4 separate regions of the Mus musculus genome follow, and all the other regions are linked to region 1. Evidence: chromatin loops called from intact Hi-C (ENCODE). Cell type or tissue: left cerebral cortex. All regions are shown on one strand.

What was found. A loop is a pair of places that touch in the nucleus more often than their neighbours do. Peaks named below come from ENCODE experiments on the same cell type or tissue, not always from the same donor. Only the 100,000 strongest peaks of a DNase experiment are listed, where the experiment ranks them.
Region 2: it touches region 1 in a loop (2.0-fold over the local background); 10 of 42 quality-filtered maps call a loop at or near these places.
Region 3: it touches region 1 in a loop (3-fold over the local background); 5 of 42 quality-filtered maps call a loop at or near these places.
Region 4: a loop joins it to region 1, with 2.4 times the contacts of the local background. A loop is called at or near these places in 10 of 42 quality-filtered maps.

Annotation. Positions count from the first base shown.
Region 1 is chr2:173,224,860-173,232,859 of GRCm38, reverse strand. Pmepa1 (prostate transmembrane protein, androgen induced 1) reads left to right here. Exons shown (of 4, transcript NM_022995.3): 3 at 4,234-4,284; 4 at 4,517-8,000. The coding sequence ends at 5,038. Among named protein-coding and RNA genes, the nearest start is that of Zbp1, 9.9 kb to the right of the region's middle. In left cerebral cortex, CTCF peaks have their summits at 2,922 and 3,121 (motif pointing left); DNase peaks (open chromatin) are centred at 1,005, 1,357, 2,583, 3,120 and 1 more place.
Region 2 is chr2:173,340,586-173,348,585 of GRCm38, reverse strand. Gm36911 (a long non-coding RNA gene) reads right to left here and starts at 1,777. Exons shown (of 4, transcript XR_375364.3): 1 at 1,577-1,777. In left cerebral cortex, a CTCF peak has its summit at 4,136 (motif pointing left); DNase peaks (open chromatin) are centred at 1,058, 4,715 and 5,539.
Region 3 is chr2:173,296,411-173,304,410 of GRCm38, reverse strand. No RefSeq gene overlaps it. Among named protein-coding and RNA genes, the nearest start is that of Gm36859, 8.8 kb to the right of the region's middle. In left cerebral cortex, a CTCF peak has its summit at 3,471; DNase peaks (open chromatin) are centred at 2,006 and 3,282; H3K27ac peaks cover 1,602 bases.
Region 4 is chr2:173,330,499-173,338,498 of GRCm38, reverse strand. No RefSeq gene overlaps it. Among named protein-coding and RNA genes, the nearest start is that of Gm36911, 12 kb to the left of the region's middle. In left cerebral cortex, no CTCF peak of the experiment used is centred here; DNase peaks (open chromatin) are centred at 657, 2,411 and 3,348; H3K27ac peaks cover 707 bases.

The sequences.
Region 1 (8,000 bases):
TTGCCCCTCCTGACTGTGACATCAGGCCCCTTTGGGAAGCTCTGTCCTGCCCTCAGGTGTTCACAGTCAGCAGCAGTGGGGTGAAGGGAGGCATAGTCGTTAGCCTGAGATGGAAGAAGCTGGCACATACACAACCCTGTCTCCTGGATGGCTCAGCAGGTGCAGAGAGGATGGGGTGAGCAGAGCCATGCCGGGCGCAGTGCCCCAGTTTTGGGAGGAGGGGTGTCCCGGGCTGGCAGAGGCTCCTAAGTCTAAGGGCTAAGCCAAGACAGAACTGGCTATAGCCCGAGAAGCAGGGCTGTTCCTGGCAGGTTTGGGCATCTCCGCTTGCGTCAGGACCAGTTTCAGTGCGTCACCAGTTCATCAGGGCAGGAGCCGTGACAGAGACACCAGGACTCCTGACTGAGGCTCAGGACACAGCCTGAGGACAAAGCCGGCACCTGCTGTATAGGAATCCTGCCTGTTATGCCCTGGCTCACCTGGCTCGTTTGTTATCTCTGTTACCTAGCAATAGGCACTGCCAGCTGCCTAGCCGGTGTTCTTCACACAGCACCAGCCATGAGTGACGTCCGTCCGGGGCTCACTCCCTCACAGAGGAGTAACTAGGGCTCAGAGAGGTGGGTGGGGCACTCGCCCAAGGCTGAGCAGCTTTCCAGGCGGTGCTAGTGAAGATCCCGTAGCCCACTGTGGGGTGTGGCGAGCGGAGAGCGTGGGGTGTGAGAACAGAGGCTCTGGGTACAGATGGCAGAGAGTGTGGCTCATTCCACACGTACACCTGAGCTTAGCTGCTGCTGTAACAGACAGGACCCGGGACGACTCCCCAGACACTCAAAGAGAGCCTCTCCTCACTGTCTCTCCTGTACCACCTGGCTAGATAAACAGGGGACCCAGGGGAGACCTGGAACAGAAGGTGACAGTTCCCCTGGGACCCCCTCTCTTTCCGACACAGCGCATCTGAGGTGTCTCCAGGCCTTGTGTCCTCCCAGAGAGACCTAGATACAGCTGTTGTCTGCCTGGGCTCAGTGTGCCACACTAGGCTCGCTGGCCTACCCGGCGCCTTGCCCCTTGGCTGTCTCTGGTAATTGGGGTGAGGGCTCCCCTCCTACTTATGTGAGTAGGCCACAGATCCATCTCCAAGCACCTCCCTGAGGATCACCTCTCCTCAGACCTGGTACAGGAGGAGCAGGTGGGCCTGTCTGGTTGAAGCCAGGTCTCAGCTTCACCGTGCCCTACTGTGTCACACTGGCCAAGTCGTGTCCTCCCCCTCCCCGCCCCCATCTCTCCATCTCTCTGATGCTTTTTCCACATGATAAACAGTAAGAAGGGTGATCGGCATGAGGATCAGGTGCAGGGAAGGACCCGCAAGCCCACTCCTCGGCATCTACCAATCCAGTGTTCATTGAGACAGTCGGCTCCTACCTCCACACAGCCTGTGTCACCCCTGAGGAGTGTGGTTTGTCAGTGAGTCACCTCAGGCCAGGAGCTCAGCTAGGGTCTGAGATGGATCCATGCTTTATATTCTGATCAACCCTTGGCCTAAGTCTCCTGCTCCCCGTGGAAGCACTGCCTGCCGCGAGTCCTCGTTCTGAGGCCAAAGGCAAAAATCTACAGTAAAACCAGATGCAGGGGTCAGCCAGAGCAGAAGCTCAAGCGTGCATCCAGCTTCAGAGGGGTCCAGACCTTTCTCACCCTGGGGCAGGGAGGGCCTCAGCTCTCCACCTGCCAGATGTTTGCTCTACAGAATTTGATGGTGACCGCTTGTCCACAGGAAGGGAATGATTGTCACTGTGGAGTTGAGGGGACAGTCAGAGCCGTGTCTGGAAGCTGACCAAAGGGACTTTCCAAGCAGGTAGTAGCTCTCAGTCTAGAATTGCAGCCAGGAGGGCGTCATCAGGCCTCAACAGAGTGGCCTGACCCAAGGGCTGTGTGCCTGGGTTTATAAATAAAGTTTTATTGGCACACAACCATGCCTGTTAGTGTTTATGAGCTATTAGGATTTAACAAAAACTCCTCCCACCCAGTATAATGTTTTTAGTTATTCTTTGATAGTTCATGTATACAAAAACTTTTATTCTGACCCTTTGTAGAAATGGCTGGCAGACTCCTGCTGTGGGGGAGGTCCAGAGGGAGAGGCCGTGGAGAAGTCGAGTGGAACTCAGGCATCCTAATGGAGAAGAGGATCACATAACAGGAGCCAGCAGCACCCCAGACAGTGTGGAAGGAGCAAGAAGGAGCCCCAAAGCCATCGTAGGGCAAGCAACACAGTTCTAGAAGGACGGGAGGGGCTGTCCTCACTGCTGACTAGGGCTGGCAGCATTGGCTATGGGGTTGGACCCTGCCTTTCGCCTCCCCTCAGCGGCTGCCTGAAGTCCCAGGGTTAGGGAACATCAGGAGACAGTTATGTGATAATCGATTGCTGTAACTTAAGCATATGCTGTGACCCACACTAGACTCTAGGCACAGGGGATATTGCAGCTTTGCAGACAGAGTGAGCCATGTAGACAGGGTATCATGAGCAGAAATGAGGCCGTGTGTAGGAAGGAAAAGGGCTGGCGTTCTCCGTTGCTCGTCTGTGGCTGTGATAAAACCTGGTGGCCAAAGGCAGTTTGTTTGAGGAAGGGGTTATTTCAGCTTACACTTCCAGGTCACACAGTTCATCACTGAAGGAAGTAGGAGAGCTGTGAGGTTTGCTGGGCTAGCAATGGGTGGATAGCAGATTTGGGAGAGGATGTGGGTAGGAAGGAGTAGGCCCTGTGGGAAGGGGCAAGCCAGAGCAGAGGCAGGCCCCTCTGGTGCAGCATATGAGGCCTCTTGGCGCCTCCTTGTGGACCCCACCAGCTCCTCCTGCGGAAGCCACGCCTTCCTTAGTGTATACTTGACTGACATGTCTGCAAGGCCGGGATAGAGGGCAGCTTAGGTCTTCACCGTACAACAGGCAGAGGTGCCCAAGCAAGGTAGACTGAGTGGCTGTGTATGGGAGGAGATCTGGGGGAGGGAGGCTCCAGTCGGTGGGATGCAGACACCAGGAGACACCTGTGTGTCTGGATCGTATGTTTTTAGGGCAGCCAGGGCCATTCACTGTATCAGAGAGAGAATCTCCACCTGCAAGTGCAAGCCCCAGCACCGCCTAGTGGCCACTGCGTGAACTGCAGTTCTCTGCAGCTTGGGGAGGAACTTGTCTGAACTCACAGAGGTGGCAGCCCGCTGTAGTTCAGAGTGGTAGGAAGATGTATTCTCATCTGGATTGTGGTGATGGGATGTTTACTTGACCACATTGTAGGCTCCAAGTGTTTGAGAGTTTTATTTCTGTAGGTACAACGGAATAAAGCCAAAATTAAGGCGGCTTTTCCGCAGGCTGGCAGTTACACTAGAACCATTCAGGACAGCTCAGAGCTACTGACCCTAGCAAGGACACTCCCTCTCCTGGGAGAGTTTGCGCCCTTCCTGGGACTCCCACTGCTGAGGACGGGAGCCTCATGAGTGACAGCCATCACACAAATGATTCCATATCTGTTTATTGATAATAAAGATGTGAGAAACTCTAAATTATAGAGTCTGTAGGGACCCATACACTGAACATCAACAAAGAACCGGTCCCACCAAGGAGTGTCCAGTCCAAAGGCCTGAGGCACACAGGCTTAACATGCTGAGACACGTCAGACCTGGCTTCTGTGTGTGTGTGTGGGGGGGGGGGTATGTGGTACCTGTTTCTTTCTGATGTCCCCCGAGGGTCATCTAGATTGTGACATTCAACATTAAATTCACTAACTTCTCCAGCCAAGCATATGTGTCTACATGTTCAGTTGCTGAACCTGTGAGGTCAATGTTCAGCATTTTGGGCACGATCATGCCGGGAGCAAGCAGTCGTGGTAGAGACGGGAGGCAGGCAGGCAGGCAGGCAGGCCGGCCATACTGGGCTTCCTTAAAGCCAAGTAACTCAGCTCTAATGCCCAGGTAAGCTGTCTGCAGGCTTTGGGAGGGGGGTGCCCCACAGATCAGATACGTGCCTTGGAAAGCCTACAGACAAGACAGCAACAGGAGCCGAGGGAGGAGCCAGCAGCAACAGTGTGGCCTTGCCTCTGACCATGCATGCAGATGGGGTAAGGTTGGAGGATGAGAAATGCATGCGCCCAAGACTTCACTCCAGGACGACAAGTTCAAATCTAGGATAGGTGGCGTCTCCTGTCACCAGCCCTGTCCACTGCTGACCCTGTGTCCTTTTCCATCCTACAGGAAGGATGCCTCTGGCCCTCAGAGAGTACGGTGTCAGGTGGAATGCCGGAGGTAAGACCAAGTCATGCCTCCCTCTCCCCCTCCCGCCCACCACTCACTGGACAGGCCTTGTCCAGGAACTCCCTGAGTCCAGGAGGCCCCCTGTAGTGCAGACCTGTTTCTAGGGGCTTCCGGGGAGTCACGGCCACCCCTCCTGAGCCCACATAACTCAGTCTCTGAATCTGGGGGAATCCAACCTCAGTCTGCCTCCCTCCCTAACTCTGCTCTACCCCCCTCCCTCCAGCCACAGGTCTATGCCCCGCCTCGGCCCACTGACCGACTCGCTGTGCCCCCCTTCATCCAGCGGAGCCGATTCCAACCCACCTACCCCTACCTGCAGCACGAAATTGCCCTGCCACCCACCATCTCACTGTCTGATGGGGAGGAGCCCCCACCCTACCAGGGCCCCTGCACCCTCCAGCTACGGGACCCTGAGCAACAGCTGGAGCTGAACCGGGAATCTGTGCGCGCACCCCCTAACCGGACCATCTTCGACAGTGACCTTATAGACAGCACCATGCTGGGGGGCCCCTGTCCCCCCAGCAGTAACTCGGGCATCAGCGCCACCTGCTACAGCAGCGGTGGGCGCATGGAGGGGCCGCCCCCCACCTACAGCGAGGTCATTGGCCACTACCCTGGCTCCTCCTTCCAGCACCAGCAAAGTAACGGGCCATCCTCCCTGCTAGAGGGGACCCGGCTCCATCACTCGCACATTGCCCCACTGGAGAACAAGGAGAAGGAGAAACAGAAAGGTCACCCCCTCTAGGAGTGGGGGCCGGGGCGCCTGTAGGCAAAACCGCAAAAAAAAAAGAAAGGAAAAAAAAACACTCCGCACTTCTTAAGAGAGAAGAGAGAGGAAGTCAGGGGACACACAGGCTGAGTGGCCGTGTGGTAGTTCTCCTGTCTGTGTATAAATATTTACATGTTCTGTGTGGTCTGAATGCAGAAGCTCAAAAAGCTTGCAAAAAAGAAAAAAGAAAATGTTTCTTTGTTGAGCCGTGTCTTGAAGGCAAAAGAGAAAATGCTCTACTAGTCTTTCCTTCATTGTTCTTAGTTGAGCTCTGTGCGTGAATGCTTAATTTCTTTTGTTTATGACGGTTTTACTTAACTTTAAAGACATATTTGCACAAAACCTTTGTTTAAGATCTGCAATATTATATATATAAATATATATATAAAATAAGAGAACTCTGTATGTGGGAGAGCAGGAGTATTTTTGTATTAGAAGAGGCCTATTCAAAAAAAAAAAAGTTGTTTTCTGAACTAGAAGAGAAAAAAAATGGCAATTTTTTGAGTGCCAACTCCGAAAGTGTGTATTACCTTGTAAAGAAAAAAAAAACCTACAAAGCAGGGGTTTAGAGCTATTTATATAAATGCTGCGATTTTGCACTATTTTTTAATATAATATATCAGTGCTTGTTTGATGGAAACTTCTAGAGAGTGTGTTGAGACTTGGAGAAATGTTGAGTTTAAGTCTGAACAGAGCAGCAGGGGTGTGTCCCTCCACCCCCTGGGTCTCAGAGGGCCCCCACTGTGCAGGAAAGCCAGGCTCCCCCAGGGCCACACAGCATGCCGCCTGCAAGCCAATGGATGCTTCTGTCCAGACAGGCTGTGAACAGTTACACATTCCCTGCCGAAGGGGACCCGTGATGTGTCGTCCCTCTGGGTTACAGCTGAGTCAGGACCGTCTCCCCCGCACCGCCCCCCAACAGAGGCATCCAATTCCAGATGCCTTTCCCAATATGAAAATAAACTGTTACCGAAGGAATCTTAGTTTTTTTTTTTTTCTTCCTCTTTAAAACACAAAAACTATGAAGGTTCAGTGTTTGGGGGCAAGGTGCATCCCCAAAGCCAAAGCAGTCCCCGAATTTGGTGCCAGGTGGATACAGCAGCTGGCTTCATGCAGAAGCGGGTTAGACTCCAGTGTCCCAAGGCTGGGATCTACGCAGTTCCACCCTGGCATGTAGGAACGGCCCAGGGTGATGGCTGCTTGACCTCTGACCATGTGTTTCCCTCAATATTGATTTTCACTTCAAGAAGCCAATTAAGAGTCAGCCCAAGATTGAAAGGGACAAGCCCAAGTGTTCCCCCAGGAAGCCCAAAGGGGTTAGGAAAGACTGCCAGCACCAGCGGCCCGTCCCTCCATCCCTCCGCCTCCAGCGTAACTTTCCTTCTCCTCCTGGACTCTCCCCTCCGACCCGGAAAGAGTTGTATTAGATGTGGTCATCTGATCATCATTATCACACGTTAGCGGGACTGGGGTCTCATTTCCCAGCATGTAATTAGTATGTAGGATGCTGGGACCCCTAGAGGGCTTGCTGTTGTGTCTTCTGTGAATACAAGAGAAAGCGGGGTGAGTGTGTAGTGAGATCTCTTAGGGTTCAGCAGCAGCAGAGGTATCAGGAGCAGAGGTGAGTCTGCTGGAATCCCTGGAGTGACCCCGCCACCCCTCCCCATCCACAGGGCGGTCCTATTTCCTGCCGAAAACGTTATCATGTAAATGAGAGACGGTAACCTGGACACAGCACCTTTTTATTACTTGAAAACCTTTTGGAGGTCAGGCCACCATGCCTGCTTATACACATACAGTTTTTAAAATATAGGTTACCCTGCTACCCTGCTGGATCCTGAGCCTGGAGGCCTGCAGATCCATCCGGGCAGAACATTCCCAGGAGACCTACTTCTCCAGGAGTGGTTGACCTGACCTCTCAAAGAGGATTCTTGAAAATATCACGATGTCACTGAGATGTCCCGTGTTTCCCTGTGCGAATAATATCCGATGCCTTACCGAGGAAGAGCTCTCCCTCCGGGCTCAGGGTGGGGACACTCCCTACAGTGTCTCACTCTTGGGGCCAGTCCATCAAGGGCTACTGCTGAAGTTCAACTGTGCACACCCCTCCCCTTCCCTTCCCTTCCCTCAGCATGCATGTACCCTGCTTGCAGAGGCCCCCAGCTGTCCCTGCAGCCTCATGGAATACTGCATGTGGCTCCCATTCCTCTAGACAAGGAAACCTTATTTGTGTCTGCGGCTTCAGCTGAAAGCCAAGCCAAATGAACGTGCCCACTGTCCTCTGGGGCCAAAATGGCTGTCCTTGCTTTGTTGGATGGGTTGTTGCAGGGGCTTGCTGGGCTCATTTGACTTAAGGGCACACCTACTCCTTTGGGTAACAACCCTGGACTAGAAACTGGGGTCCCTTGGATGTGGGTTGTAGGAGCTTGAAGGAAAGGACTTGTCAAAGGCAGGGTGTCCTGAGTGTCAGGCTGTCAGTCCCTGCAGGCTGCTGGTAGTGGGACCCTGAGCTCTGGCCAAACTCTACATGCTGGGTCCACACTATCTCTTCCCATGGCAAATTAAGCAGATCCTGGGAAGTGGCTGGTTGGAAAGGAACCGACCTGGTAGGTTGGGGGGGGGGGCAGAGATGGGGAGTCTATTGCTCCTTTCGGTTCTGAGAAAGGGAGAGTTCTTGACTCCCTCTGCCCACATTACCATCTCCACTGCTTGCTCCAGAGAGGTCACAGCCCCTGCAGAGCTCCAGGCTGTGTAAAGGCAGGAAGGCTCTGCCGAGCTCCAGGCTGTGAGCCAGCTTTGTAAAGCTGGGATCTGCATGACTTTGCCTACTGCGCGAAAGAAGTCTGTTGTTTTAGCAAAAAGTTAAAATGTGACCCTGTACCCTACGTGTAACAGGAATCAGGGTCAGGCAGACTCCAGACCCTCTCTGTTCAACCGC
Region 2 (8,000 bases), 120 kb before region 1:
CTTCCTTCCTTTCTTCCTTCCTTCCTTTCTTTCTTTCTTCCTTCTTCCTTCCTTCCTCCCTCTTTCTTTCTTTCTTTCTTTCTTTCTTTCTTTCTTTCTCTCTCTCTTCCTTCCTTCCTTTCCTCCCTCCCTCCCTTCTCTCTCTTCCTCTTCCTCTCTCTCTCTCTCTTTCTTCCTTCCTTCCTTTCTTTCTTTCTTTCTTTCTTTCTTTCTTTCTTTCTTTCTCTCAGCCTTTGAGGGTCATTCTGTTGTTTAAAAAATAGAAGGGAGCTTTCTCCCCTTTCCCTCTTGCATCAGCTGGGCCATGACTCTGAGGCTGTCTCCTCTCCACAGCCTTTTCTTTGGCTGCTCCCTGAAGCTCCCACAGACCCTACCACCCTGGAGATCACTGCTCAGCTTTAGAGACGCCTTGTGTTGGGATGTAATGGACTCTGGCCTCTATCTAGTTCTGTTGGGGTTCACAGAAGTTTGATGTATACCTATTGTCTGCCAGAGAATCAAAGCTGCCAACACTTCCCCAGCACCAGGCACAACTGCATATGTTTCTCCTCACAACAACCTTGGTGGGTGCCCACAAGCTGTCACCCACCTGAATGCAAAGGGATACCAAGGTACAAAGAGGGGCAGAGGCATCCACGGTCACTAGGGTCCTTGTGGAAGAGATGAGATTCAATTGCATTTCTCTGCCTAAGCCAGGATCCTACTCTCCCTGACAGACTGGGATGGACCCAAGCAGAAGCCATAATCTCAAAGTGACCTAGAGCAGCAAGTGACACCCCTTCCCAGGGCATGAATAATGACTCACCCTCCCCCACCAAACTCCAGGAACCCTGTCCAAAGCAGACCTGTATGGTCTTCACATCAGGGCTCCGCCCAAGCGACCTGCTGAGGGCCACCATTCAGAGCCCACCCAGTCTGCAGGCAGATTTCATTCTTCCATAAAAGGAGGTCCGTTTGCCAAGGGAACCTTCCAATCAGAAGTAGTAAGCGATTTGCTGTAACTCAAACTCGGATGTGGATGGCAAGCCCTAGCTCACGACTATTTTGAGCCCAGGAAAGCCCACAAGTGTGTCTATTCTGAGACAGTGACACAAAAAGATACAGTTAGGAAACTGTGGAGACTTGAGAATTTAGAGTCACTCCCACACTAGCGCTCACCCGCAAGAGCCTCCAGGCTGGCTCTGCGCTTCGAAGCCGTGTTCTGCCCCATTGGCACCTGGGGCAGGTGGCTTTCCCTACTGGCTAGTGCTCCCATGGAGAGACCTGGGGTACTGATGGATACCTGGAGATGCAGGTGTCCCTGGAAATGGGTGGGGTCCAGAATGAGGGGGCCAGGAGAAGGGGATGGGAAGGAAATAGAAAGGTAACAGGAAGGGACTGAGATGAGATCTTCTCTTAAAACAAGCACCTCAATGGTCACTTAACGCCATATTGCCCAGGGCCAGGTCTGAGCTAAATCCTGGGCTTATTTAATCAGCCCCCAAAAGACATCTTATTAGAATTCTTCCCCAATGCTTATAAATTCAGACAGAGGGGCTGGAGCGATGGATGGCTCCGCAGTTAAGAGCCATCTTACCTGTTTTCCAGTTCCATGTTCAGTTTCCAGCATCCACAACAGGTCGCTCATAACTGCCTTTAACTCCAGCTCCAGGGGATCTGACACCTTCTTCTGGCCCCCACCAGCACCCTCACACATGCATATGCAGACAAATAATTAAAGAGGAAAATCTGGGGACTTTCTAAAGCCACCAAGCAGAGCGACGGTCACTGCTTCCAAGTCTGCCTCTCGCCTGGGAGGTCATAGGTCCTGGAACCTGGGAAGCTGATGGTATTTGGAAAATGCATCTGCACGTGGTCCTCCTGGGTAACCTGGGACAATTATCTTTATGGGAGACATGGAAAAATGTAGGAAGATGGAGGTGGGACCTGGAGCCTTCCTTGCTTGGATGCAGAAGGAAGAAGCAGATTCCAGTGTGTTCCCAGCCCTTAGAACACCTCAGTTTGGGTCCCAGTCCCTGGAACTATGGCAAATGCTACCCCTCTGCTATTCTAAGACACTCAATATGGGCCACCTCTCAACCGCAGTAAACCCTCCTCTGCAGACAGCAGTCTAGGGATAAAGATGAGAGAGCTGGCTTCAGGACCAAGTGGTCCCACCGGGGTTGGCTTGTCTTGGTTCTCTGAGAGCTGTGTCATATCCCTGGAACAACTGTCTTGGGGGTGTCATGGGGCCAGTCTGGCACTAACAGGGCCAGGTACTAGGACAAACTATGGACAAGGGCACTGTAGAGCTAGACTCCTTGGCCACCAGTTGATTCAGCCCCTTGACTCCCATGTCTGTCTGGTTGCTAGCATTCAAGGAGGTCATTTTTGCTCATTTCCCTAAAATCCAACACTTCCCCCAACCCACACCCACAGCCACAGGCGGAGAGAGGAAAGACACTTGTGGGATTTACCAGGAGCCTGGAACCATCTTTGAAAGTATTCTCGTCAGGCCGTGGTGGCTCATGGCCTTTATCCCAGTACTCAAGAGGCAGGGGGAGGCAGTTCTCTGTGAGTTCAAAGCCAGCTTGACCTGCAAAGCATGTTCCAGGATAGCCAGGGCTACACAGAGAGACCCTATCTTAGAAAACCAAAACCAAACTAAACCAAACAAACAAAAAAGTAGAAAAGAAAAGAAAAGAAAAGAAAAGAAAAGAGAGAGAAAGACAGAAAAGAAAAAAAGACAAAAGAAGGAAGGAAGGAAGGAAAAAGAAAGAAAGGAAAGAAAAAGAAAGAAAGAAAGAAAGAAAGAAAGAAAGAAAGAAAGAAAGAAAGAAAGAAAGCAAGCAAGCAAGCAAGCTCAAGTGTTTGTGGGGTGGGGTATATCCCTCAGCTCCATTTCCATACATGGCTACAGTCTACGGAGTCACTTTATAAGAGTCCAACCCCAAAACACAGTATCTTGTGTGTCACCTGCATCAGATGTCCCTCAGGGGAACACCTAAAATCCCATGTCCAACCAAGAGACAGCACAGTGTCCACAGGGACTGGGGACAGAGAGCAGCCTGGTTCCCCTGTTTTGTGCAGACTGCATCCTGTGGTGCATGTAGACACCGAGTCACCACCCCAAAAGCTCACAATCACCCAGATCCATCTGCCCAGAGGCAGGACTTGAGCCACAAGGGCTGGTATGGCCCACTGCCCCCAGCCACACCTCAGATACCACAGTCACTTGGCTCTTAACACAGAGAGTAAAGTGTCTCCATTTTGAATTAGGTGGCTCAATAGATGTCTGTTGTTGTTGTTTTTGTTTTTGTTGTTTTTCGAGACAGGTTTTCTCTGTGTAACCCTGGCTATCCTGGAACTTACTCTATACCAGGCTGGCCTTGAATTCCGCCTGCCTCTGCCTCCCAAGTGCTGGGATCAAAGGCGTGCGCCACCACTGCCCTGCTAGTAGATGTCTTAGTTAGAGTTCCTACTGCTTTGAGGAGACACCATGACCAAAAGCAACTTGGAGAAGGAAGAGTTTATTTGGCTTGTGGTCCCTCGTTGCTGTTCATCATGGAAAGAAGTCAGAACAGGGACTCAAACAGGAACCTGGGTGGATGCAGGAGCTGATGCAGACAGAGGCCATGGAGAGGTGCTGCTTACTGGCTTGCGCCTCATAGCGTCTTACAGAATCCAGGACCACCAACCCAGGTGGACACTAAAGCACAGACCTACAATAAGCTGAGCCCTCTTCCGTCGATCATTAATTAAGAAAATCCCCCAAAGGCTCGCCCAGTTTCATAGAGGCATTTTCTCAATTGTGGCTTTCCTCTCTCCTCCAGTGACTATGGCTTATGTCAAATCAACATAAAGTTGTCCTGCAAACCTGATGATGTGAGTTCAATACCTGGGACCCACATTGCTGTCCCCCAGGTTGTCATCTGACCTCCACACATGCTCCATGAGCCATGGCAGAAGCATATAAACACATGTATTAAGTAAATATTTAAAAAGAAAAAAAAATGGAGCCTGAAAGAATGCTTAGTGGTTAAGAGCACTTGCTGCTCCTGCAGAGGAGCTAGGATTGGTTTCTGGCACCTGTAAGTCAGCTCACAACTGTCTGCAACTCCAGTTCCAGGGATCCAAAGCCCTCTGGTGGACTCTGCAGGTACTGCATACACGTGGTGCACATACATCCTGGATCTATGCAGGAAAGACTAAGAGAGCCAAGGTTTCTCCCCCAGAAGAACCCAGCTACTTGCGGGATTTCTTGCCACGAGGGAAAATGAACCCCTTCTTTCTGGGACCCTTTTGGATCAGTACTCAGCTTGCAGGAGAGTCTTCCTAAGCACTATGGTTCCGTTCCACAGCGAGTGGAGGACCATGCTGAGGGAGGGGTCGCTCACAGAGGCATCGTTTGCTATAGTGCACATGTTCCAGAGACGGAGAGCTTTCTCAAGGTCTGTGGCTGTCTGTGGGCCTGATGTGCACTTGCTGGGGCACAAAAATCATAGACCAGGACACTAAAGCACAGAGACGCTAAGCCACCTACCCAGAGTCACAGAGCCAAAGGTACACAGGCAAGCTGCCCATGTAGATATTCCCCCAAGCTCCTGGGCCCATACAGTTAACCACTGTTGGGCTGCACTAAGCCTGGGTTCCCACCACAGCCCTGCTTCCTCCAAAAGGTCTCACAGTCTTCTGAAGACATGGTTGGCCTACAGCAAGCAGCCCCGCAGCCTTGCCAAGTGTTCATCTTTCTTGGATGTTCCCATGGGAGAAGGGGGGAGCTTAAACTGGCTCATGTTACGCCTGCCAGTGGTAGCTTCCCAAATAACTGACAAAGGGCTGACATTTTGTGTGCTAGCAGGGACTCACAAGTGTCTCTCTTTAGCTTATGACAAAGACAATCAAGTTGTATCCCCAGGCCCTGTGTCATCTGGCCCTTCCCTGAGCCTCACATGGCCAACACAAATCCTCTTGCTCCACACAAAGGCTACATCCTCAAAGTCTCCGGCACCACATCCTACCCCACACCCGGTAGCTTGTCAGTCTTGGCATTGTATAACTCTTCATGAGACAAGCTTCACACACACACACACACACACACACACACACACACACACACACACAGATGTCTTCAACTTTGTCAGTAGTTGCATCCAGGGCTACAGATAGGCTCCAGCCCAAGAAGGATCAATAGATATTTACAAATGAAGGAACAGACCCTCTGCACGCGGCGCTGGCTGTCCCTGCCACAGCAGTTGTGACTCTGTGGGGCCTGAGCCTGTGCTACCTGAGCCAAGGCCATCCTTGTGGGCAGGCCTCAGAGGCAACTTCCCAGAAACCATGGTTATGTGGCTCCAGCAGGCAAGAGGGGATCTGCTGGGCCGGGTGCCTGAGCTCGCAGCCTTCCACGGGTGTCATTTCCTGCCAGCCGCTGGTGGGGATTCGCGCTATTCCAAAGCAGTTCTGAAGTCCCCTCCCATGGGACACTGTTGTTCAGACTCTGCAAAGCCTGCGCTGGGGGAGCAGGTTTCTGGGGCCCATCCTGAAGTCAGCAGAGCGAGCAGCTCCAGCCTGAGGAGAGCTGGCAGCGCAGGCTCCCCTTGCTGAGCAAACGCAGCGCAGAGTAGGCTGGCGCCTCCATTTCCAAAGTGTTTGGCTGGAAATAGGAGAGGCAGAGCCACGCTGATACCAAGCAAAGCTGAGAGGCTGGCAAGTTCCCTCCCTCTTTGGGGTTCGCAGGGAGCCACCGCTTTCAGCCTCAAGTCCTGTAAAGGCACTTTGCCAGTCTGGCTCGCTTGGGCCCAGTGGGACACCATAACCCACAGGCTCCTCCTCCTCCTCAGACAGGACAATGAGAGTTCCCACCTCACCAGTTATTACCAGGGTAATGTGGCCAGCCTCAAGTCAGGGCTCTCTTGTCCCCTCCCTTGAACAAAGGCTAGGCTGGACTCTAATACCAACAAGCTCTTCTCTCTTTCTCTCCTCTCTTTTCTCTCCCCTCCCCACACCTCAGTCTTTCCTCTCTTCTCTCTCCCCCCCTCCCTCTCCTCTTCCTCTTCCTCCTCCTCCTCCTCCTCCTTCCTCTCTCTCTCTCTCCCTCAACCCCCAGTTCTGTTCAAGTCTGCCCGTCTCACTGGTTCTAGGGCTGTGGGATACTCCTAGTCACCTTGGCCTAGGTCAGGATTCAGAAGGAGATATGACACCTTACCAGATATGACACCTCTGAACCAGGACCTTAAAGGGCACAGTGGTGGCACGCATATTTTGGTCGTAACCAACATCTTTCTTTGTTGTTGTTGTTGTTGCTGCTGCTGTTTTGATACAGGGTTTCTTTAGCTCTGGCTGACCTGGAACTCACTCTGTAGACCAGGCTGGCCTTGAACTCAGAAATCCGACTGTCTCTGCCTCCCAAGTGCTGGGATTAAAGGTGTGCGCCACCACTGCCCGACCAACATCTCTCTAATTGGACTTGAGTCACTGATTGGACTCACTCAGCAGCAGGGTAATCATGCCTGGTTACTCGGAACCTAGTCTACTCTCCAGGGAGGGTGAAGCGTGGATTCCGGAGACGCTACAGGCACCACTTTTACTAGCATAACCCCCAACTACACTCGATAGAACTGTCCTTACACCCACACATGAGTGACGTCCTCACCCTCAAGAAAACGTCTCTTTGAAACAGCTGGACACCATTACAGAAAAACATAACTGGTCAAAAGGCAGAGCTGTGGGGCCCAGTCCTGACGAGTACATCAACAGTGCGGGCGGCCCCGGCACCCAAAGCTCCAGGAACTCTGCAGAAGAGACTGGGGAGACTTAAGAGCCAGGGGAACAGAAAGTTTGCTGCAAGATTCTGTCTCCTAGGAATGCCAGAGGCTACACCCACAGTCTCATCACCATGGCTGCCTAACCATGAGTGGAACAAGGGCAGTAACAATAAACCTGCTAACATGAACTAGGCCATGAGGGTAAGGCATCAGGAGGCCTCAACCCTAGACAAAGAACCACAGGCACCCGAGGAGTACCAAGCAGAGCGGGAGAAATCGTCTTCTCCAGCGAGGAGCAAGCACAGCAACTGGTAATTCAATGCCAACTGCTCAACCCTGAACATACACATACGGGACTTTATAGAAACCGGGCGGGTTGTATTATGCGTTTATATTCATGCATGTAATAACATTTAAATAAATGTAACAACATAAGTGTAACAACAATTAAAGAAACAGATGCCATGAATTTGAAAGAGAGCTTTGGGGGAGTGGGGGATGTGAGCTGGTATGGAGGGAGTAAAGAAAAAAAGAGAAATGATCTATGTTATAACCTCAAAGCATTTTTAAAAATATATTTATTTTGGGCAATAGAGCTCATGCCTATAGTCCCAGTGATAGAGAAGAGCAGTGTTCTAGTTGGTTTTCTGTCAACTTGTCACAAGCTAGAGCCTTCAGGGACAGAGGGCTAGCGCCTCAATTGAGAAAATGTCTCCATAAGATCCAATTGTGAGGCATTTTCTTAATTAGTTTTCAATGGGAAGGGCCCAGCCCTTTGCGGGTCGTTCCCCCCCTGGGCTGGTGGTCTTGGGTTCCCAGGCTGAGCAAGCCAGTAAGCACCAACCATGGCCTCTGCAGCAGCTCCTACCTCCTCCAGGCTCCTTTTCCTGTCCTGACTTCCCTTTATGATGAACACAAGTGTCTACCGAATAAACCCTTTCCTCCCTCCCTCACTTGCTCTCTGGTCATAGTGTTTTGTCGCAGCAATAGAAACCCTAAACAGTCAGGCAGGCAGGCAGGCAGGCAAATCCCTGAATTTCACTGATCAGCAAGTTTAACCAAACAGGCAAGCCCCAGGTGCCAGTGAGAGACCCTTCCTCAAAAAATAACCTTGTGTAACTCCCCTTTAGTCTTCTAAAATAATCTGACCCTTCTCTAATGCCGCCCTTGCCACTCCCCCACCCCCGGCAGCCAGAGCTCATCTTCAAGAGTAACCTGAGGCACAGAGAGGTGAGGAACTGGCTACAGGGCACA
Region 3 (8,000 bases), 72 kb before region 1:
GGTCACATAACAGTCAACTGATCTATGCATTTTGACCAGTCGTAGATCTCTGTAATGGTCTCTGTTGCAAAGGGACGTTTCCTTGATCAGGGGTGAGAGTTACACATATGTGTAAGTTTTAGAATGTAGTTAGAAAGTATGCTGGTTTAGTAACGTGTCAGTAGTAGGCTCTCTAAGATCCATGACCTCACGAGCCCACAGACAGCTGTCTAAGGCGTGGTTTCCCTCCTGTTAGATGAGTTACTACCAAGATACCAGTACCACTACCTCACCTTTAAGGATATCTTCCCTAGCTGGGCATGACTGCGTAGGACTGGTTGTCATAGCTGGGCAGGACTGTGAGCTACTTTTCTCCCCTGAAAGCTTGCATAGCACCACTGGCAGTATAAAAGTTAGTACTCAGGAAGGAGTCTTTCAGGCCATATCCAGCTTGTATCTTTCTTGGCGTCTAGGATCTGAAATGCATGGCGTCTTCAGCAATAGGGACGTACCTTCTGCCTCAGGGAGGCCACCAGGGGCAACAGAAGTAGCCTATACAATTTGGGTGGTTTCTTGGGCTACCCTGACCAACAACTGGGACGTGAGTTACTTATGCTTAGTTCTGTCGTTGTCTGTTGTTTGTTTTTATCTATTAAAGCATAATTTTAAAAAGCATTATTAAAGTGAATTCCACCTGCATTACATTTTTAAACATGGGCACTGGAAATGTTTGAATGAAAATGTATCTAGGGCCATTTTATAGACGAAGACACTGAAGGCACAGAGAGTGGATCAGGACAGGAGGCAGCTCCAGGGATCACCACAGTTACACTTTGCAGTTCCTAGGCCTGTGCGGAGAGCTTCCAATTGCTGGTCGTGGTGGGGTGCATTGGAACCTTGCCTCTCTGGTGGAGCCTGCACAGCTGGAGTTCGGGCCCCACCCCTTTCATACAGCCCCGCCCCTTTCTCACAGTCCCACCCCTCTCCCCGACCCCACTCCACCTGCAGCCTCTGGCCCAGGATCCTGTCTCTGAAAAGGGGACTCTCTGCTGGGGGCGTTTGTACTTTTCCTTGCCTTTCGATTTACCTCAACTGCTCTTTGTATGTTCTAGAACACTCCATCCACTTTCTAGTAGATTCTGCATTCTTTCCTTGGGCAAAGCAGTCTAATTAGGAAGATTCTGCAATAGGTGGGAATATTATTAAGGCACTTAGAGGTTCTTAACACCTTCCATGAGCACACTGTCGCCTGTCGCGCCTAATCGCCTTACCGCCATTAGAGTTGCATTAGCAGCCAGACCGAGATTTTGCACTGTGAAAGATCAGTACGTTGAGAAAACTCATAGACTACAGAGCTGAGAGTCACAGCTACAGAGTCAGCTCTACTCTCACTCTTCAGACAGACTCTAGTGTCCTCGATCCCCTCACACTGCCGTTTCACATTCCCAAGCCTGACTTTTCAGTGGGTTTCTAGAACACTGGCCTGAGTGTCTGGACTTGTGCCAGGTAGATGTGGTTCTCCCATTTGCATGCTGGGTAATGGTAGGGCAGTGATGTCATCATGGTTTGCAGACAGTGGCATGGAGGTAGATGCACAACACAGAAGATGAGAGGGACAGGAAGAGATCCTGTCTGCTTGGACCAGAGCAGAAGCCATTCCAGGGATATGGTCTTCTCAAGGTTCCCTCAAGACATGGTGTGTAGTAAGGAAACAGGCTATAGAGTTAGTGTTAACTGTTAACTTCACAGAACCTAGAATCACTTGGGAGACAGGCCTCTGCTTATGCCTCTGGGAGATTATTGTGTTTAATTGAGCTGGAAAGTCCTGCCCACTGTGGGTGGTGCCATTCCCTAGCTGGGATCCTGAGCTGTTAAATAGAGAAAGGGAGTTGGGTATGGCACGTGTCCACTGCTCTCAGCTTTCTGACTTTGAATGTGTTGTCGCTTCAAGCTCCAACTGCCTCCGCTTCCCCACCATGACGGGCCACACCCTGGAACTGTGAGCCAGAATAAACCTGTGTTTCCTTGGGATGTTTTTGTCAGTGTGTTTTGTCACAGCAATAGCAAAATAACTAACACAGGGTCCATGCTTCACGGTGGGGTAAGGAGGGGTCCAAACTGTCTTCTGTACCCTGCCTTAATTAACTACAACCATCTGGCTGCATTCCCACAGGGGTGGAAGAACAGAGAGGCCCTACTGAACTCCCCAAATCATAGACCAGGGCTGCATCTGGCCCGCAGAGCTGGCTCTCCACACTTGATTTATTTTAACTTACTTTAAACTGGTTGCCAAAATTGAAATATCAGGACATTTCACATATAAATCAGGATTCTGTCGTCTTTAACATATCCAGAAGGCTGAGAAGCGCAGCTCACATCCCCGTGAAGGGCACACAGATAACCACTAAGGCCTACACTGGAAGCCCTCCTCTGTGCTAACCTCCCCGTGGGAGGCAGGGGGTGGGTATGGGGGGCTGGCATGGCGCGAGCATGTGGAAACCCGAGTTTGATATTGGGAGGTTTGCTTAATCAATTTTCTGCCTTATTCACTGACGCAGGGTCTCTCCCAGAGCTTGCTGACGTGGTTAATCTCACTGGTCAGCCTGCTTAGGGGATCCCCTATCCTCACCTTCCAAGGCTGAAACTACAAGTGGGACACCACACTCACCCTGTATCGATGTAGGTTTTGAGGATCTGAACTCCGGTCCTCACATTTGCATCGCAAACGCTTTAACCATAGGGCCAGCATTATCCCTTCCCCAGCCCAAGCGTTGGACAGATGAGAACTGAAGCTCAGAGATCACAGGAGAAACCTGCCCCAGACAAGACCGTTGTTAAGACCAGCCCAGACCCACTCCGTGGCCTGGGCTCTAGAACCCCAGTTAGAATCCTTAAACTGCCGGTTCACATGATCTGAGCATGTCCTTCCAAGCAACAATCCCATCCAGAGAGAGTTAGGCCCTGACTCAGACAACCCGGGGATGGCTGCCCTAGTGGCCCCTGCTGCCAAATGCGCATGCTCCGGCCTTGAACGATGACTCTACCTGTGTTCGCTGGCGAGAAAAGCTGTGATAGTTAAGTAGGGAGAAAAGCAATCCACTAACCAGCATTCGTAGTATGGTTCTATTTTTGCTTCAATATATATTTAAACACAGAAAGAGAGATACCCGTGTGTGCAAAGCTGCATAGAAATGAGCCTGGGGGGTGGGGGACAGCAAAATGTTAAAAGTAGCATCGCTGGGCAGTGAGATTCTGGATTCTTTCCACTCTCTTTCTCCTTATAATTTTCTGTTTTGTCTATTTTTTGCCACGAGCATGTACTGCTTTTATATTTGGGGGCGGGTGGAGATTTAAAAAAAAAAGAAATAAAAAAACAACTTAGCTATTTTCACTTTCAGAAATGTGCAATTCACTTTCCGTACTTAGGACAAATCGTGGTTGGTTCTCTAGAGCCACGGGGCGCAGGCAAGGCCCCTGGACCTCGGCTGCTCTGCACTTCCGCAACTGACCGCCAGAGTTGTGAGGGAAGGGGAGGAGCTGTGAGATGCTCCCCCATCTAAAGAGGGTGATTGGGGGCGAGGAGTGGGCAGGGAGGGAGCAGATGGGCGGGTGGGAGGCGTAGGCCTGACTGTGGGGCCGAATGTGCCAAGCAAGGCCCGAGGAGGAGGCTCAGGCTGGTGGTTCTTGCCCATCCACAGCAGCGCACACTCTCTACAAGTCCAGCAGGCTGGACTAAGACTGCTGGGGCGGCCAGCCACTGTCTTCTGTTAAAGCCATTGTCTTCAAGGATAAACTCAAGGACACAGATATTACACACCTAGACAGCCGTTCCAACCAGCGGCCATTGCTCTCATGGCTTGTGTGGTCTGGGTGGTGTAACTAGATGGCCAGAGCTTAGGGATACTTCTGACATTGTTGCCAGACAGGCTGCAGCTCTATGCAGACTACACCAAAGTTCAAAGTCTCTTAAAAGACCCAAGACAGTCTTTTTTTTTTTTTTTTAACTGTGAGCCCTTGTAAAATCAAAAAGTAGGTTACATCCTTCCAGTACATGGTGAAATAGAATAAGTATTTCCATCGTAAGAGAGAGGAATGGGGGCAGAACAAGAAATGAGCAGAACAAAACAAAACCCAACAGAGCAACGCCAAACCCTGTAGCTCTGCGCCAGTGTCCTGAGGACTGTAGAGGCACCGTCTGGGCACCAGTGTGCTTGGACAGGACCCTCCCTACCTCAGTGCAGTCACCTGTAGCACACCTCGTCTCCCTCGTGAGCCACCTCTTCTCCATGATTGTAGACTCCCCCCTACCCCCATGGATATCACATTGTCCTGGTGTCTCCAACATCTTAGGGTCCCCACTGTCACCTGAACTTCACCTTCACAGCCTCACTATACAGTGACCTCCTAGGACCCCCTGCGGGGACGCCAGCCCTACATAGATGTCCTGGCCTCAGACACTTTCCAGAACCTTGGTGCAAGTTTTCATGACCCTTGGATTTGTGTTTGCCTGCGAAACCAAGACCCGTGACAGGTGCAAGACTCTGCTTTCTGTCTGAGATGAAGTTTTGTCCCCTGGAATCATAGCTGCAACACTGTCTGGGTATCTTTGCCACCCAACCAAGGGAAATACTTCCATATGTGCCATTCTGGAGCAGAGATTCTCGGTGGTATTATTCTCATTTTGGGCTCTCTCTTTTCAAATGAATCTACATTTTTTATAAGCGGGAAACCTTCTATGAGTAGAAGTATGCTTATCTCCGTGCAGAGTTCAAGGTTTGCCCTTAATGGTACCTGCTTTATTTAAAACAAAACAACAACAACAACAAAAACAAAAACACCCAACACCCACACTTGTAGCAATCTGCACCCAGTCTGTCTGCCCTGTCAAAGGTTTTAATACCACTCATGCCCACTTCTTACCAAATGGTCCATTCTTCGAATCTCCCTGCTTTGAACTGTCACCATAGCCTCGATAAACACAATGAGCAGCAGCCACGCCACAGCCTGAATGAGATGCTGTCCCTACATTTCTTCTCTCAAACAGTCCAGCTCATTGCTTCTGAGCTCAGCCTCAACCAGATTTTCAGGATGTATAAGGAGGCAGCCACACTCTTCACCAGGACATAAGAGAGTGGCCTTTATCCCAGATTCTGCGTTCTTGTCACACACACACACACACACACACACACACACACAACCTCCTAAGTGCCTTCTCCTCTGCCCACATTTCTCTTGGCATTCCCATCTTCCAGACTCCCACCAGAACAGCCATGATGATATTTAATGGTGTCTCTGGTCGAATCTCCTAACTTTTCCACATTCTGCCTACAAGCCAGTCCCAAAGCCCCATCATAAACCAGCTGGTCAGGTTAGTTGCAGCCACAGCCCCACTCCTGGTAGTAAGTTTCTGTATCAGTTACTTTTCTTATCTGACAGGAACCCGCTTAAGGGAAGGGTTTTATTTTGGTTAATGGGTTTGAGCACACAGTCCTCTGAAGTGTGAAAGGCGTGGGGTTTGAACACACAGTCCTCCGAAGTGTGAAAGGCGTGGCCGACTTCACAGCCTCAGGAAGATGCAGCTGGCACTCCTCTATCTGGATAGACTGGAAAGTGGAGTGCAGGAAATGCTGCTGTTCTGCTCATTTTGTATTCAGCCCAGGACCCCAGCCCCCTGTACAGTGCTACCCACATCCAGGGTGAGGGGCGTACCTCATCCATCAAGCATCTCTGGAAGCATCCTCACAGAGACCCCCAGAGCTGTGTCTCCTAGGTAGCTCCAAATCCAGTCAGGTTGACAGTGAACACGGATGTCGCAGGCTCTAAGGCAGCATAGCCCCCTGAAGCCTACTATTCCTGCAAGTGACCACCAGCAAGACCCTGTGACTCAGAAGTTCCTGGCACTGAAATGGTAACAGAGAAAGGGTGGACGAGGAGGTGGGACAGGCAGAGATGTCGCCTGAGTTAGAGAGGGAGCGCAACTTAGAAGCCCTCACTATTTCAGCATCTGTACATGGAGTGCAACTGAGCTTCAGGCTCTGCCTAGAGAAAAAGGAGAACAATGTTTCTGTCCCAAGTGACAAAGCTGAGGAGATGGGGTACAGCTCTGGGCAGGACAGACACTAAGGCCTTGTCTCCTCCTGGTCAGACTCCTCTCCACTGTGGTCAGGTGACCTGGGGCTTGCTACTCAGCAGCTGAATACAGCGATGCTAGAGGTGAATATACACTGCGTGTCTGTGAAATCCTGCCGGCTGCACACATTCCCACTATATCCTTTCCCTCAGTGGCCTTGGATGAGCCAACAGCCACAGAGACAACATCTTACCAAGAACCCAGGAGGCTGGAGATTGATTCTTTCCTGTCCTACAGTTCAATGTCAGGGAAGCCCACAACCCCGGCACCATCTTGATCTACCTGGTAGAAAGACCTTCATCATCTTGACCCCTGACCCTGACCCTTCACTTAAAGAGCTCAAAGACCACAAGATCATGTTCTATAAGCTGCAAAGTTCATGGTAATTTGTTACACAGCAGGAGATTGCTTATACAAACTTAAAGATTTGCCCAACTTCTCTCTGCTGGGTAGGGCTACCAGAGCTGGCCAATTCAAACACGTGTTGTCCAATTAGTTATAGGTTTCAGTTAACAGAGAACTGTTTTCAATGTAAACATTTCCCATATGATATTTGGCACATACTTACACAAATGCATTACTCATTGCTTAATTGGAAGTCAAATGTAACTTAGTGTCTGGTATTTAATTACCCTACTAGACTCTTGATAAAGATGCCCAACAGATTAGAAAGCTGAATATATGCTATTTCTGCCCACATGGCCTTGTAAGTACTTCCAGGGACCCTAAAAATAATTGTATAGGCGACTTTGGGAAAGTATGGCATGCCTGTACCTTTGTGTGGGTGATTCCCTGCATGTTGGATCTCCAGTACTCCCAGTAGAGGGCTGAAGCCACTGCCCACCCAACCCTCTTCTGTGCTCTGGGAATAAGCCAGCCATGGCCACATAGCTGCTAGAGGCCTGCAGCTCCAGCTCTGGGTGAGTAAGCTACAGTTACCCATGACAGGCATAGGACCCAGTAAATGACAGGGATAGAGAGAAGGAAAGAACAGAATAGAAGGCAGGAATGACAGAAAAAGAAAGAGAAGGAGGAGAACGGAGAGTAGGGAAAGAGGATGCTTGATATCCTCTGCCTCTGCATGTTCGTGCATTGGTGTGCATCCCCCATGGGTACACACACGTGCAACACACACATTCATACGCACGCACACACACATACACACACAATTACAAAAGAAATAACTGGGCCAGCAGGACAGGTCAAGTGAGTAAAGGTACTCGCTGCTAAGCTTGCTGACCTGAGTTAGATCTCTAGGACCTACGAGATGGATGTCCTCTGACTTGACTGTCATACAATTCGGTATATGTACATAGGAGGACAGACACATACACACACAGTACAAATAATTTAAAAACAAAACCAATGTGCCCAGCACCCTGCGATACTTCTGTCCCTTCCAGTCCCCAACTCCCGTTCCAAGGTACCTGTCACTTCACATGCACACTGTATTAGAATTGCTCTGCAGTCCAGATGCGAACCAATCTCATCAGCTTGGTCACCCAAGGTCACTTAACCCAGGGGAGGAGCGGACCCCAGCTGTCACCCTCTGACGTTAGAGTCCAGCCTCACCACTCATTCATGCTCTCGCCAAGTGTGAGCTGGGTGAACTGTGACAGACTGAGAAGGCCATGGTTCTGAGAGGCCACGGTCCTTGGACTGCAGGACATGAACACACAGAGTGTGGTGACACAGAATGAACACCTGTAAGGCGAGGCCAGCTTCTTACCACAGACGAGTGTCACGAGCAAGGGCAGCCCAGCACCTACGGGAACCACCCTCACTGCTCAGGAATGAAGCCCGGAGCACAAGGGTCTGTGTGTGCCTTGTGGGCTGAGGGACTCTGAAAATACCCTGTCCATTTTCTGACCCAGAGTCAGGGCTGGTAGGC
Region 4 (8,000 bases), 110 kb before region 1:
TTGAAGCCAGCCTGGGCTACATGAGACCTTGTCTCAGAACAACAACAGTGAGATTCAAAATAACAGAAATACATAGGGGAACATTGGGAGTTTGTTTGTTTGAGATGCATTTTATTTGTGTGTATGCGGTGGTTTAAATGAGAGTGATCTACTTGGTCCCCAGTTGGTGGCTATTTGAGGAAGATATGGAGGTGTGGCCTTGTTGGAGGAGGTATGTCACAGGTCTTTGAGGTTTTAAAAATACCTGCACCATTTTTACTTCTTCTTCTTCTTCTTCTTCTTCTTCTTCTTCTTCTTCTTCTTCTTCTTCTTCTTCTTCTCTCTCTCTCTCTCTCTCTCTCTCTCTCTCTCTCTCTCTCTCTCTCTGGCTTGCATTTAGATAAATGAGCTTTCAAATGTCTTTGCTTTACTATCATGAACCCTAACCCTCTGGAACCACAAAGCCCAACTAAAGTTATGTTTCAAGTTAAGATTGCTATGCTTAAGAGATCTATAAAACAAAAATGCCTCTAGCCTATAAGTCCCACTTGCCCAAAGCCAAATAACTTCCTGAGGTTCTGGAATGCTTTTGCTCATGCACACTAACAAGCCATGTGCTTTCACTTCTCTAAACAAGGTTGGTTGCCCCGACGGCACAGGCTGCGCTTGACCACACGGAAGTGGGAGTTATGTAGGCAGGAAGTGCACCAGGATGCATGCTTGCGGCAAACTGGACCAAGGCAGGAAGTATGTAGTCTTGAGGGTGTTGCCTGTAGAAACACAGAACTAACAGAATTCACAGCTATTTTTGGGGAATCCTGGGTTTGGGCCTGGCCAATGTCCATCATTCTGGCCAGTTTTTAATAAAATTACTTCAAAATTGGCTCAAAAATCCTAATAGTGGTCTTATTCTCGACCAGTGGGATTAAAAGTGACCTCAGTCACAGGGCTTTATCGCAGCGATAGAAAGTAACCAATGCAGATGTATGCGCGTGTTTTGCCTGCGTTCGTGTCTATGTACTATGTGCATGCCTGCTGCCCAGAGGTCAACAGAGGGAGTCTGATCCCCTGCAAGTGAAGGGACGAATGGTTGTGAGTCACTGTGAGGGTGCTGAGAACCAAACCTGGGTTCTCTGAAAGAGCAGCAAGTGCTCTTTACTGCTGAGCCGTCTCTCCAGCTGTTCCGGTGGGGACTTTTCATGGTATCAGTGTTCTCAGAGCACGGTGGAGTGCTCCCAAGATGTCACATTCAGGCCTTGTTCACACTACAAGCTACACCCACAGGCATATCATGAGGTTCAGCAGCCATGTTTGGCCCTAAGAGGAAGAAGTCTGGCTGTCAAGAGTCATGATTTAATCCGGGCCTAGTGGTGTAAATCTGTAATCTGAACACTTAGGAGGCTGAGACAGGAGGACTGGCCAGAGTCTGAGAACAGCTTGGGTCACACAGTATATTTTGAAGGATAATGAAGTGCATAGTTTCTGGAAGTTTCTGAAGTGTATAGTTTCTGGTTTGTTCAGCTTCTTCAATTGTTCCTTTGCCTGAGTTACATATGTAGTTACTAAATTTCCCAGACTCTGGGGTTAAGGGACAATAGACTGGGAACTTTGGAGTGAGGAGTGTTGGTGCATGGGGTAGGTGGAGCCCCTATGGCCCCTGCCCAGCCTGAAGCCCTGTTCCTGTCCTGTCTGGCTGTGCCAATACCACTTCTGTGTACATACACACACACACATGCACACACACAGCACACACACACAGCCTGCACACACACACAGCATGCACACACACACAGCATGCACACACACACACACAGCATACACATACACACAGCCTGCACACACACACACACACACACAGCCTGCATACACACACAGCATACACATACACACACCCTACACACACACACACACACACACAGCCTGCATATACACACACACAGCATGCACGCACAGCATGCACCTGCACATACTCACACAGCCTTCACACACTCACACAGCCTGCACACACACACAGCCTGCACACACACACAGCCTGCACACATATATACACACACAGTCTACGCACACACACACAGCCTGCACACACGTGCATACACACACATAGCCTCCATACACACACACACCATATACACACATACACACACACACACAACCTGCACACACACCCTGCACCCTGGCCGTGATGGAGATTGTCACATCCTTCCAGAGTCAGAATCTTGGAAAGTGTTATTTAGCAATGACTTGAGACTGGAGACCCACTTGTGCAGAGACGGGGGCACTTTCCCAAGCTGTCTGCAGGACGGAACAATAAAAAGTTGTTCCTGAATCCCAGGCCTGAGGATCTCACTCAGCCTCCGGTTTCCTTCCTCTGTCGCTCAGCTCCTACCTCCTTCACCACACCGGAGGCTCTGCAGCCAGACAGCCTGCTTGTCTTCCTGCCAGCTGGCAGAGACGTCTGGACCCCGGTCACTCCACTCACGGGACTGTTCTCTGGCCCAGAGAAAGAGACAAACAGGGCAGCCAGCTGTACTCAGCTCCTTTCTCTCTTCCCACTCCCCCACCCCCCCCCACCGCTACCACGGACAGGCAGGGTGAGAAGGCAGAGACCAGAAAACCCAGTGTTCTGAGGACTGATGTCTAAGGTGCTCTGGAGAGCTTCTGGAAAACACTTTTGTGAGTGACAGCTTGCAGCTACCCTCTCACCCTGGTCAGAACGCCTCCAGCCCCCCCCCCCCCGGTGGCTCCATAACACCCCACTGTCCCAGTGCCCTTGGGTGCAGCGGTGACCTGGCTACCAGCCTTCTGAAAAGGCAAGTGCTGTGAGGAGAAGCAGGCTAGGGACACATCACCATGCCCCTTCCTGCGTCCCTTGCCCAGCGTCACCTGGTCCAGGAGGCCTCTCTTTACCGGCCTTTTTTCTTTCCCATGCATAAAAAGCAGGAGGCTTTTTCTCATCACCTTGCAACCTCCCTCCCACACATAGCAAAGTGGCATCCCTGGATGTGAGATTGTGGAACCCAAAAGTTAACACACGGTAGCATCTGCACCTGCCTCTGCCTTGATCTCCAGCCTCCGCCTCCCTGAACCAGGGTTCTGAGAAGTTCACTGGAACATGAAGGACAGGGCATGGCCTAAAAAGACAGCCGCCAGCTGTTCCTCTCACTGTAGGTCTGACAGACACACTCTGGGGAACCCGCATCTCCCATATGGCTGTGGAAATGGGAAAACATCTTTAGAAATCAAAAGTACACTTCCCAGGAGAAATGGAGGCTCCTTCATGGGGTTCTGGCCCAGAAAAGAACTTTCTGGAAAGCAGGGAAGCTGCTGTGTTTGTTATCCTCCGGGAGAGCATTTCCAGCCGGGTGTGAATCTTCCTGCAGTCGCCCTGAGGTGGCAGACACCCCCTGCTCTGCTCCAGCTGCCTATGCAGCAATTCATTTGTTTACCAAATGTCTGAAACGTCTAGACAGGTTTTGGGGGTCAGACACTGAAGTCCCCCCGGCGGCGGCTTCTGCAGGAACTGAGTGGAAAGCTAGGCGCTGCTGTCTGGAGCTCCTGGCTTACCCGTGTGTTAATTCCCTGCCCTTTTTATCAGCTGACAGCTTCCCGCAGATAAAGCGGATTTCATTTAAGCTTTTGCTCACCAGGCAAGATGAATATCCCAAATTCCAGGCTTCTCCCCAGGGGTAGGAAAAGAAGGGGATGTTTTGGAAACATTGTGGATCCACAGAAGTCATCAGAGCTCTGGATACCAAATGAGGCAGGCACCCCTGAAGGGAATGGGGGGTGTGGGAGAAAATGGCCCTGTCCCGGTGAGGGTCAAACGCACATACAACAGTCGTGGTTTTGAAGAAGAGGTCTGGCTGGCTTCTGAAGTCAAGACCAGAGGGAACAGGCAGGCGACAGACCCTGTGGATTAATCACGAAATTGTCACCTTTTAACTGCGTACAGGGAAGCAGGTCTCCTTTCTCTGTACCCCAGTCGCATCAACAAGTATCCAAGACCAAGGGCAAACATCTCTGGGAAGACCCCAATTGTTCTGCTGTCACAGGGGAGGTGTCTGTGTGCTGTCCTTTCTCGGGTCTGGGAGACCAGAAGCAATGGAAAATCCTTGCACTGAGACAGGGGATGTACAAGTCTGAGTTAGAGACACAGGGTGGGGCTACCAGTCTCCCAGAGCCTCTGCGCAGGGGTAAAAGATAAGCTGAAATAGGATGGGACAGAATAGAATCTGGCTGTGAGGCAAATGCTTGCCCCATAGGAATGGCCTGCTGTGGCTACCAGCACAGGGTCAGGCCAAACTAGGACCCTGACTTGTGTCTTGCTTATTTCTTACTTAGTGGGTGGGTCTCAGACAAGCAGCACAAACCTGTGAGGCTGGGCTGGGCTGGGCTGGGCTGGGCCTCTCTGGCAGGATACTGAGCCATTTGCACCTCTAGCTATCTCCACAGAGGAGTCTGAATTCCAGTGGCCTGGGATTCCGGCTCTACACCAAGTCCAGGCAGGCAATGGATAGTGGAATCTGGTGACAGAGATTGGCCATGCACATGGTCTGTGGGTCATTGTGCTGGGTAGTAAGTATCTTTGTAGCTCAGCACAAGTGAGATTATCTGAGAAGATGCAACCAGTATTAAGAAAATGCCTCCATAAAACTGGCCTGTAGGCTAGCCTATGGGACATTTCTCTCTCTCTCTCTCTCTCTCTCTCTCTCTCTCTCTCTCTCTCTCTCTCTCATTCTCTCTCTCTCTCATTCTCTCTCTCTTTCGCTCTCTCTCCCTCTCTCTTCCTCCCTCCCTCCCTCCTTCCCTCCTTCCTTTCTTTCTTTTTTTTACTGGTTATCTTATTAATTTACATTTCAAATGTTATCCCACTTCCTGGTTTCCCCTCTGCAACCCCCCTATCCCATCCCCCCTACCCCCTGCTTCTATAAGAGTGCTCCTCCACCCACCCACCCATTCCTACCTCACCACTCTAGCATCCCCCTACACTCGGGCATCGAGCCTTCACACGACCAAGGGTCTCCCCTCCCATTGATGCCAAATAAGGCCACCCTTTGCTACATAAGCAATTGGAGGCATGGGTCCCTCCATGTGTACTCTTTGATTGGTGGTTTAGTCCCTGGGAGCTCTGGGGGGGGGGGGGTCTGGTTGGTTGATATGGTTGTTCTTCCTATGGGGTTGCAACCCCTTTAGCTCCTTTAGTTCTTTCTCTAACTCCTCCACTGGGTTCCCACTCTCAGTCCCATGGTTGGCTGCATACGTCATCCACATCTGTATTGGTCAGGCTCTGGCAGAGCCTCTCAAGGGACAGCTATACCAGACTTCTGTCAGCAAGTGCTTCTTAGCATCAGCAATAGTGTCTGGGTTTGGTGTCTGCATATGGGATGGATCCCTAGATGGGGCAGTCTCTGGATGACCTTTCCTTCAGTCTTTGCTCCACTCTTTGTATGAGACATTTTCTTAATCAATGATTGATGTGGGAGAGTCCAGTTCATTATGGGCAATGCTACCCTGAGGCTGGTGGTCCTGGGTTATATAAAGAAGGGGGCTAAGCACACCATGAGGAGCAAGCCAGTGAGCATCATTCCTCAAAGATCTCTGCTCCCAGTCCCTGCCTTGAGTTCCTGCATGACTTCCCTCAGGAATGACCTGAGAGCTGGAAGCAGAACTAAATGTTTCCTCCCCTAGTTGCTTTTGGTGGTGTGTTTATCACAGTGATAGAAATCTAACTAAGACAGTCTGCCTGGCTGTTACAGATTCTGTTAGGAGAAATTATATAGCTTTACCACCTGTAGGTGACTTGGCTCCCAGTGGTGTCCCAACTCCTCAGTGTCTCAGCTGGGGTAATAGAGAAAGGAGCCTGCACAGGCAGTCATGTGACTAGAATCCACAACCAAAATGAATACAAGAATTCCTAAGGAAGCCAAAGAATATACAAAGGTGCTGTTGATGCACTTTCTTATGTGTCACACCGAAGTGCAGCTGTGTGCAAAGCTTCCACTGGAGACACAAAGCAGAGGGCTCATAGTTCACACCATGTTGGGGGGGACACAAGGCAAAGGGCTCACAGTTCACACCATGTTGGGGGGGACACAAGGCAAGTGGCCCACGGTTCACACCATGTTGGGGGGGGGACACAAGGCAAAGGGCTCAGAGTTCACACCATGTTGAGGGGACACAAGGCAAAGGGCTCACAGTTCACACCATGTTGGGGGGGGACACAAGGCAAAGGGCTCACAGTTCACACCATGTTGAGGGGACACAAGGCAAAGGACTCACAGTTCACACCCACTTGAGGGGACATAGGGAGAAGATCTCACAGCTCACACTGAGTTGGGGGGACATAGGATGAAGGGCTCAGAGTTCCCACTGATTTGAAGGGACACAGCACAAAGGGTTCACAGTTCACACTGAGTTGAGGACACAGGATGAAGGGCTCAGAGTCCACACTGAGTTGGGGAACACAGTGCAAATGGCTCACAGTTCACACTGAGTTGGGGGAACACAGTGCAAATGGCTCACAGTTCACACTGAGTTGGGGGAAACACAGTGCAAATGGCTCACAGTTCACACAGTTCTGGTTCTTGTTTATTGTTTTTAGTCTGGAGATTGAACACAGGCAGGGCTTGCCTGTGCTAAAACATACGCATGCAAAATGAAACTGTATAAAATAGAAAAGTTCAGACTAGCATAAAGATTTCTGAAGTCAGTCTTTGAATGATCTTTGGTCAATTATTAATGTATTCTAGAATTGCAATTGAGCAAGCTTCTTTATTCATAAGCACTGCTGGGAGAACTGAGGCAGCTGGGTGCAGACTAGTCTGTGTATCTGTCTCTATGTCTGTCTCTGTCTCTCTGTCACTGTCTCTCTGTGTCTGTCTCTATCTCTGTGTGTGTCTCTCCCTTTCTGTGGTGTTACTTGGGGAAGGGGGTGGAGGGTCACCAAGGGACAGAAGCAGATGCTTTCATGGGACACCCAGTCCATGCTGAGAGATGCTTTGACGCAACACACACACACACACACACTCACACACTCACACATACACTCATACACACACACATATGCACACACACACACACACACATACACATGAGATTGCTCTGTATACTAGCGAGTGTCATGACAAGTCACAGGAAGCCACCAATTTATGAAGACCTCAGGCTGCATTGTTCTAGACCCAAACTTAGTGATGGGTAAGTTCAGCCATAGCCAGGAAATGTTTTACCCCCAGGGGTAAGCACAATAAGGAAAAGGAGGGTAGGGGTCATAGTCTGGGGCAGCGGGAAGGGATAGTCTGGGGTGGGGAGTCTGGTGGCCCTGCCCTGGGTCCCATGACATCTCTGTAGTATTTTAGGCAGGAACACAGCGTGGGGAGGGCACCTCTGGCTGCCTCTTCCAGCTCTGAGGCTGACAGTCTAACTGGCTTTTGTGAAGTGCCTGGAGCTAGACACTATCAGACCCAAGAGTGGCCTAGCCTGACACCTGACCGGTGTCTCTGAGAGACGTCAGGCCTAATGGGGAGAATGAAGCTGAGGCCCAGAGGTCTGACAGAGTCTGTGCCCTGGGATCTAGAATAACACCCATGGGGCTGTAAGCAATCCTGCAACAGGCTCTGGCTGCCCTGGCTAAGACAGCACCCCAGCCACGGACAGGCACATGTCAGCACCTTTAGATGCACCCCCAAGGAACCAAGAGAAGACTGTGAGGCCAGACAAAGACACCCACTCCTCCCCAACCTCGGCGATGCAGAGTGGTCAAGAGTAGCTGGATGCCTGCTGTGAATTGCCAGAGCCATAGGCTGCAGGCAGATCAGACACAGAATAGAGCTTGGACAGATTTCATCTCTAGTTTCTTTCTAATTGAGGCCTCGTTGGCACATCAGGCCTTCTTTCTCCTCTTGTGCACTGTCTAGCACATGCATATTGAACAGTCCTGGAGCCCAGTGCTAAACTTAAGTCAGGTTTTCTGCTGAAAGTCGCGTATGAGCTAATGGGTCTCACCAAGAGTCACCTGGGACCCT